Regions from separate parts of the Homo sapiens genome. Here region 2 is linked to region 1. The links are chromatin contacts, found by Hi-C or POLR2A ChIA-PET in ENCODE. All regions are on one chromosome and are shown on one strand. The core of a region is the stretch at or near the end of the contact, and the rest is flanking DNA. Distances in the headings are between cores, read along the strand shown.

Region 1 (4,265 bases), core at 1,124-3,623:
AAAAGTGCCAGGTTGCATCTGCCCCTAAACCTGGCTCATCTGGACTGTGCCTCCCGCTCCTCCCTGGGCTGACCAGGCTGAGCCTTGGAGAGCATCTGTATCTCCCTGTTGGTTTTGGATGAAATGACAGAGGCCCAGAGAGATGAGGGCAGATTCCCCCACAGTCCCACAGAGAGTTGGTGGCAGTGTAGGAACCATCTTTTCTGATCCCAGGCAGGAATGGTGTTCTCTAAAAGCAAAGATTGAAAGGGAGGCTGGTTGAGGCTTCCTAACACAGAATTAGGCAAAGTTGTTTATCTGCAGAATGAGGGTAGAAGTCCCTTGTGAGAGTGCTGAGGAGATTAAATGAGAATGTTTATGAAGCACCCAGCACATGCCTGGTGCGATGGAGATACACAGTGTTTGCTATTGCTGATGTTATCATTATTGCAAGCACTTGTCTTATACTGAGTTTATGTGGCTTAGGGACAAACTTTGGAGTCTGACCATCTTAGTTCAAAGCCCAGCTCTGTTGCTTACTGGCTGTGGGACTCTGGTCAAGTTGCTTAACCCCGCTGTGCCTTGGTTATCTTATGTGTAAAATGGGAGTAATCACAGAACCTACCCCATAGGGAGTTTGTAAGGGTGAAATGAGATAATGTGTATAAAGTGCTAATCAAGGTGGCCAGGTACATTGTCAGTGTTCATCAGGTCACTACTGTCATCATCATCAATACCATCATCATTTTCATCATCACCACCATCATCATCATCAACCACCATCACCCTCACTACCACCATCATCACCACCACCACCATCATCATCACTGTCACTCTATCATCATCACCATCACCATCATCACCATCACTACCACCATCATCACTACCACCACCACCATCATTGTCACTACATCATCATCACCCATCATTACTACCACCACCACCCTCATCATTGTCACTACATCATCACCATCATCACCATCACTTCCACCATCATCACTATCACCATCATCATCACTGTCACTACCATTGTCATTACCACCATCATCATCACCATCATCACCATCACTACCACCATCATCACTATCACTACCATTATCACTATCACTCTATCATCATTATCACCATCATCACTATCACCACTATTATCATCACTGTCACTAGAGCGTCATCACCACAGTCATCATCACCGTCACTACACCATTGTTACTATCACCACCATCATCATCATTGTCACTACTATTATCATCACGGTCACTACTATTATCATCACCACCACCATCATCACTATCACTACATTATCACCACCATCATTATCACTGTGACTACATCATCATCACCATCACTGCCACCATTGTTACTATCACCACCATCATCATCACTGTCACCACTATTATCATCACCACCACCATCATCACCATCACTACCATCATCATCACTATCACCACCATCATCACTTCAGTACCATGATCATTACCACCATCATCATCACCATCATCATAACTGTCACTACCACCATAATCACTATCGCCACCATTATCATCACTATCACTACATCACCATCACTACCACCATCATTGCTATCACCACCATCATCAGTAGTGTCATTTCCATTATCATAACCACCATCATCACCATCACCATTCCCATTGCAAACTTACTGTGAAGTCTAGCACAATGTGGCCCACAGAAGGGTTCCACAAATCTACTTACTGACTTTCAAATCCCCAGTCCTTTGTTTCCAGGGAAGCTTTTACTTCCCCCCAAACACTGGTTTAGAGGACTTCTCCGCTCTCAGAAACTGTTCTGGATATAAGAGAAATTACAGCAAAGCCAAAAGCTACACTCAAGATAGTTTCATTCATTGAATATTAAACTAATATTAAAATGCCATCCATTTTTAAAAGCATTAATGAAAGAAAACTTTAAATTTTCTGCAAATAAAACAGTACAAAAATGAGGAAGATTTCCAGGATGTGCAAAACCCCACTTCCTTTTCTACTAAGGAATTTCTAAACTGAGGCTGATTGAAGTCTCAAAGTTCTCCCCAGGGACCCCAAAGGAAAACAACCCATCAGGAAGGGCTCAGACGTTTCTCCCAATGCAGACCACCTCCTCCTGGGCCACCCTCTTCTTTGCCCCAACCCACAATGCAAAATCAGATGGAAATCTCCAGAGAAAACCTGGCTCCCTCCTTATTTATTCATCAGCATATTTGAATTCCAGCTGTCTCTGGAACCATGCCAGCAGGGGAGCATTTGATTATGCCGAGTGCCAGGCTCAAGATCCCCAGCCCCAGGCCTGGCTTATTTTCTTTCTCTGGAGGCTTTGGGACTGACGTGAATCTCTGAGGTTTGGCTTTCTGACTCTAAGCTTATTCATATCCTCTACCTCCCCAACTTCCCCACCCTCAAAACTTTCTTTTTCAAGGCAAATCTGCAATACAAGTCTTAAGCAGAAAGTTGATTATTCAGAAACCACAAGAGCCGAGGATTTATAAAACAAGGGGTTGCGAATGGATTCGTTTCCTGGGTGGCTTAAAACAGTGCAAATGTAGTTTGGAGGCCAGAAGTCCAAAAGCAAGGTGCCAGCAAGGCCAGTTCCTTCCAGAGGCTCTGAGGGACAACTTGTGCCCCTCTCCTGGCTTCTGGAGGCTCCCAGAAACCTTGACATTCCTTGGCTTGTAGCTGTCTCCCTCTAATCTCTGCCTCTGTCATCACGTGGCCTTCTTCCATCTGTGTCTGTGTCTCTGTGTGTCCTCTCTTCTCTTAAGGATGCCAGTCATACTGGATTTAGGGTCCACCTTAATCCAGCATGTATGGTTTGGCTCTGTGTCCCCACTCAAATCTCACCTTGAATTGTAATAATCCCCATGTGTCAAGGGTGGGGCCAGGTGGAGATAATTGTATCATGGGGGTGGGTTCGCCCATACTGTTCTCGTGGTAGTGAACAAGTCTCACAAGATCTGATGGTTACCTAAATGGGAGTTCCCTGCATAAGCCCTCTTGCCTGCCACCATGTAGGACGTGCCTTTGCTTCTCCTTTGCCTTCTGCCATGATTGTGAGGCCTCCCCAGCCCTGAGGAACTGTGAGCCCATTACATCTCTTTCCTTTATAAATTACCCAGTCTTGGGTATGTCTTTATTAGCAGCATGAGAACAGACTAAAACAACCTTATTTTAACTAATTACATCTGCACAGCCCCTATTTCCAAATAAAATCATATTCTGAGGTTCCAGGGGGACGTGCTATTCTACCCAGTACAGGGGCAGGAATTTTAAAAAATTATTTAATATGTTTCCCCACTGGGACCCTCTCTGAGTGCCTTACATCACACAACCCCCAGCCCCCTGATGTGGGATGGAAAAGAGAGATGTTGAGTCAGCAAGAGAAGCAACACCGTGGCCCCTCTGAGGGAGAGCTAGAGTTTTCTTTTTTCTCTTTTTTTTTCTTCAGAGAGTCTCACTCTGTAGCCCAAGCTGGAGTGCAGTGGTGGGATCTCGGCTCACTGCCACTTCCACCTCCGGGGCTCAAGCGATTCTTGTGCCTCAGCCTCCCGAGGAGCTGGGACTACAGGGGCGTGCCATCACACCCAGCTATTTTTATTTTTGTATTTTAGTAGAGGCGTGGTTTCGTCATGTTGCCCAGGGTGGTCTCGAACTCCTGCACTCAGGTGATCCACCTGCCTTGGTCTCCCAAAGTGCTGGGATTACAGGCATGAGCCACCACGCCCAGCCAGAACTAGAGTTTTCAAACCATTTTCCCAGCCAGAATCTCAGTATAATTTCACAAAGGCCACACAGGGAGAGTGAGCTTTCCCATCTTCCAGTGAGTAAACAGCTCAGAGAGGTTAGGCCACTTGCCTAAAGCCACACAGCTGCTGAATGCAGAGCTGGGCTAGAACCCAGGCCTTTTCCCTCAAGACCAAGGCTCTTTCTCTTTCTGTCTTTTCTTTGCAGGAAAAGAACACTGGTAAGTTTGTAACAGAAAACAGGTGGCTTGGTACCCTGTTAAGGGTTTGGGGAGAAGTTGCCCCTTGAGAAAATAGCCATTCCCAGAACACTGATGTAGCAGGGCACCAGGAGGGTACAGGGAGCCAGCCTGTTTTCCCAGGTTCCTGCTTCAGGCTCCTTTTCTTACGGCCCCCCAACCCCACCCCTGCCCCCCTGGCTGCTTTAGAGTCACTGAGAGATGAATGCCAGGGGTTCTGTCTGCAGGGCGGGAGGGCCATGCTCAGTCGGGCTGTAGGGGGCACTCTGGAGGGCCGGGCCACGGCCCCTGCCACC
Region 2 (4,265 bases), core at 711-3,210, 54 kb before region 1:
AAAGAGGATACAAACAAATGGAAGAACATTCCAAGCTCATGGATAGGAAGAATCAATATCGTGAAAATGGCCATACTGCCCAAGGTAATTTATAGATTCAATGCCATCCCCATCAAGCTACCAATGACTTTCTTCACAGAATTGGAAAACACTACTTTAAATTTCATATGGAAACAAAAAAGAGCCCGCATTGCCAAGTCAATCCTAAGCCAAAAGAACAAAGCTGGAGGCATCACGCTACCTGACTTCAAGCTATACTACAAGGCTACAGTAACCAAAACAGCATGGTACTGGTACCAAAACAGAGATATAGACCAATGGAACAGAACAGAGCCCTCAGAAATAATACCACACATCTACAACCATCTGATCTTTGACAAACCTGACAAAAACAAGAAATGGGGAAAGGATTCCCTATTTAACAAATGGTGCTGGGAAAACTGGCTAGCTATATGTAGAAAGTTGAAACTGGATCCCTTTACACCTTATACAAAAATTAATTCCAGATGGATTAAAGACTTAAATATTAGACCTAAAACCATAAAAACCCTAGAAGAAAACCTAGGCAATACCTGCCCAGCTTTTTGGAGATGCAAAAGAAGAGGACATATTCAAGTCATTTAAAACTGAAGAGATGACACTGGCATGGACAAAATAATCTGGAAATAAAATAGTGTCAATAGACAAGTGTTAAATAATTTAAACCAACTAGCAGGTGAGGGGAGACAGAATGCCAAGACCAGAAGTTAAAGTCCACTCCTCACCCTGCCTGAACCACAAGGCCTCAGCAAAGGCTCCTCCTTTGAAGATGGGCACCTTTGTAAGGTGGGCCTTTCACACTCCTGCTCTCGTCCCCACTGCCTGATTGGTGGCTCCAGACACACTGAGCTACTCACTTTCTCCTAAATATTTCACCTTCACATCTAACAGAGGGTGAGACAACGGGGTAGGGAACCCTAGTAGATGACTTTTTGGATAAATAAATAATGAATAATGAATAACAGGGCCGGGTGTGGTGTCTCACGCCTGTAATCCCAGCACTTTGGGAGGCCGAGGTGGGCGGATCACCTGAGGTCAGGAGTTCAAGACCAGCCTAGTTAACATGGTGAAACCCCGTCTCTACTAAAAATACAAAAAATTAGCTGGCTGTGGTGGTGGGTGCCTGTAATCCCAGCTACTCAGGAAGCTGAGGCAGGAAAATCACTTGAACTCGGGAGGCGGAGGTTGCAGTGAGCTGAGATCATGTCACTGCACTCCAGCCTGGGTGACACAGTGAGACTCTGTCTCCAAAAAAATAAAAAAAAAAAGAATAATGGATGAATGATACAGATGACCATTAGATTTTAATGTTTCCATAATCAGGAAATTAGTCAATGGATTTTCTTCTAAGACTCTAATCCAATCTTGTTTTTTTCAAATATTTTTGACTGTGACTCAGAGTAAGAATATATTTTATATCACAGCCTGGTGTGTGTGTGCGCACACACACACACACACACATGCACACACACACTCTTCATAATTTCCATTAAAATATTAATGGAAAATAACAGTGACCCTTACTACATGTGAGGCACTCTCATTTGTTTTCCTTTTCACTTCTCTTCCATCTTAGTAATAAAAAATGCTGACTGCAGCAACAAAAGTGACATCATGATCCACTAATGGGTCGACATGGGCAGTCTGAAAACACTGTGGGCTATGACACAGATTCACCATTTCCTGGGCACTACCTAGTGCTGTACTTTAGGAACCCTCAGCTTTCAGGGAAGAAAAGACCTTCCCAGAAATGCTCACCATCCAAGCCCAGCCTCCTGCCTCTCCCTTGACAGCCATGTCATTCTCCTGTTCAGCTCAGGCAGGAACACACTGAGTCATCCTTACTTCCTCTGGTTTGCCCACCTGCCAAGACATTAAGTCAGAGGCTAAGTCAAGTAGCTGTTGCCACGGCAATGAATCTTGGGCCAATTCCTCATCTGATGGTCCTGGTGTCTCTGACTAATTCAGGAACTTACCACCCCTTAAAGAGTTCACTGCAAAAAGTGCCATATAATCATGACCCACTCCAACATGTGACCCAATTTTCAGGGTAAGGAGACCCTCTAGTTAGGGAAAGGGGATGATGGTCAGAGGGGACTTCACAGCAAAGGAGACTCGAGACCTGGGCCCTGAATGTTGGGGAGAAGGTTGTCTAATTAATAGTACAGATGACTCACATATTCTCAACGGGATTGCTTTCTTAGTATTTGCACTATTTGCAGCAAGTCAACAACCCAGATCTTTGTTTTAAAATGTTGCTTCACATATTGAGCAACTGGGACTTGGAGGCCTGAGCAAATGGGACTTGGAGACTGGAATCCAGAGCTTCAGTCTTAGCTCTGCCACTTCTCACTGTGTTTGACTTTCGGCAGGTCATAGAATCTCTCTGGACCTCAGTTTCCTCTTCTGTGAAATGGGGGTGATAGTAATGACCTTGTTTTCCTCATCGGACTTCTGGGGATGGGAGTGAGGTATGAGAGCGAAATGAGATCATGTGTATCAAAGTATTTTGCATGTGCTAAGCAAACAGTAGGTTCCCAACATATGTTAACTGAGAGGAAAGTCAGTTAACGTGCACTAACCCAGCTTTCGACTACTTTGTCCCTTATTAAAAGAATCAACAATTTCCCTTGGAATTATTTCTCCTTCTTTTAGAGGATTATGAAATTTAAATATGGAAATATAATTATTCAAAGAAGCTTTGAGAGTTAGATTATAGAGATTAGGGAAATCTATAATTGATCTATTACACAAAGATTATATACCAGGGTTTAATTTTCTTTTTCCTCATTGGAGACTCTACATGGGGTATACAGGTAAACTGAAGTTATTTATTTATTTTTCATGTAAAAATATGCTTGGTCAGGGAGAAGGTCCTAGCATCATGTTTTAGTGTCAGATGCAGGCCTGAGTTTTGGACTACTCATCAATTTCCACTATTGGGGTCAAGGGCAGCCGTGGCCTGGTGATGAAGACCCAAGTTTAGATACAGAGGGAACTGAGGTTCAAATATGAGTTTGAGTGGACCTAAAGGAAATAATTTCCCTGGAGAGCAAATGAACATAAGCCAGGATCCACAGTGGGCTGGAGGGTCACGGTCTCCCTGAAATTCTGTTACTTTGAGTGTGTTGTGCATTTGTCTAAGGGGGGAGTTCATTCAAATTCTCCAAAGGGTTTATGGGTCCTAAAAAAGGGCAAACTAATGCCTTTGATTGTCCACATTCCCATTTATTCAAGGTTTCTCTGCTCTGGGACTGGCCTGGCGGCAAGGTGGGGTAGAGCAAGAGGGACAAGATACCGGCACTGCCAGAGCTTGATACCATCCTGCAGCTGCCCTCTGTGCAACTGGGACAAAGAACTTCCTGCTCTCCAGCCAGCTTCTGCATCAGCAAAGAGGGGTTAAACTATCTACTTCATAGGTTTATTGCAGGGATTAAACAAGATAATATACTTAAAGCCTCTGGCCTATAGAAAGTACCTGATAAATACCCTGTTCCCACAGATGTGCAGTCCTGTTTATTTAATGTCTGGATTCAAATGGTCTTGCAGATCATCTTCCCAAAATCTTGTGCAACTGGAGACAGACAACCATTTGGTAAGGTCATTTTGAACAAAAAATATGAAAGCTGCTGCTCTGGGCAGAACCCTGGGCCAACCATGTCTGGCACTGTGTCTCTGATAGAGGCCATCAGGGTGCATTGCTGCCTCCCAATGTGCCTACTTTTCTAGATGTATAGGATGGCCCCTTGGCAAATAGAACACCCTGACATCCTTTCACTCTCCTCTGGGCTTTTCTCTGTGTCTATGTTTTTTTATTGAACGCAGGGGACAGGGATGCTATATTAGTCCATTTTCACACTGCTATGAGGAAATACCCGAGACTGGGTGATTTAGAAAGGAAAGAGGTTTAATTGTCTCACAGTTCCGCATTGCTGGGGAGGCCTCAGGAAACTTATAATCATGGCAGAAGGCAAAGGAGAAGCAGGCACCTTCTTCACAGGGCGGCAGGACAGAGTGAGTGCAAGCAGGGGAAATGCCAGGCATTTACAAAACCATCAGATCTCGTGAGGACTCACTCACTTTCAGGAGAACAACATGGGGGAAACTGCCCCCATGATCCAATTACCTCCACCTGCTCCCGCCCTTGACATGTGAGGATTATGGGGATTACAATTCAAGGTGAGGGGGTGGGGACACAGAGCCAAACCATATCAGATGCTACTTAT

The links. A loop is a pair of places that touch in the nucleus more often than their neighbours do. ChIA-PET counts read pairs that join two places held with the same protein, here RNA polymerase II (POLR2A).
Region 2: a map of MCF 10A shows a loop between it and region 1 (2.1-fold over the local background). The contact joins two enhancer-like sites. A Hi-C loop is called at or near these places in 3 of 168 maps with a recorded cell type or tissue (MCF 10A, SK-MEL-5 and heart left ventricle). POLR2A ChIA-PET finds 5 or more read pairs at or near these places in 2 of 52 experiments (H1 and OCI-LY7).

Annotation. Positions count from the first base shown.
Region 1 is chr12:107,459,824-107,464,088 of GRCh38, reverse strand. The region is part of intron 1 of ABTB3 (ankyrin repeat and BTB domain containing 3); the gene reads right to left. Among named protein-coding and RNA genes, the nearest start is that of ABTB3, 140 kb to the right of the region's middle. Within about 2 kb of position 2,373, at least 4 of the 41 ENCODE cell types and tissues checked have a DNase peak (open chromatin) inside an H3K27ac peak, as active enhancers do.
Region 2 is chr12:107,513,271-107,517,535 of GRCh38, reverse strand. All of the region lies in intron 1 of ABTB3 (ankyrin repeat and BTB domain containing 3), which reads right to left. Among named protein-coding and RNA genes, the nearest start is that of PWP1, 170 kb to the left of the region's middle. RefSeq lists an enhancer at 1,750-2,044. Within about 2 kb of position 1,960, at least 8 of the 41 ENCODE cell types and tissues checked have a DNase peak (open chromatin) inside an H3K27ac peak, as active enhancers do.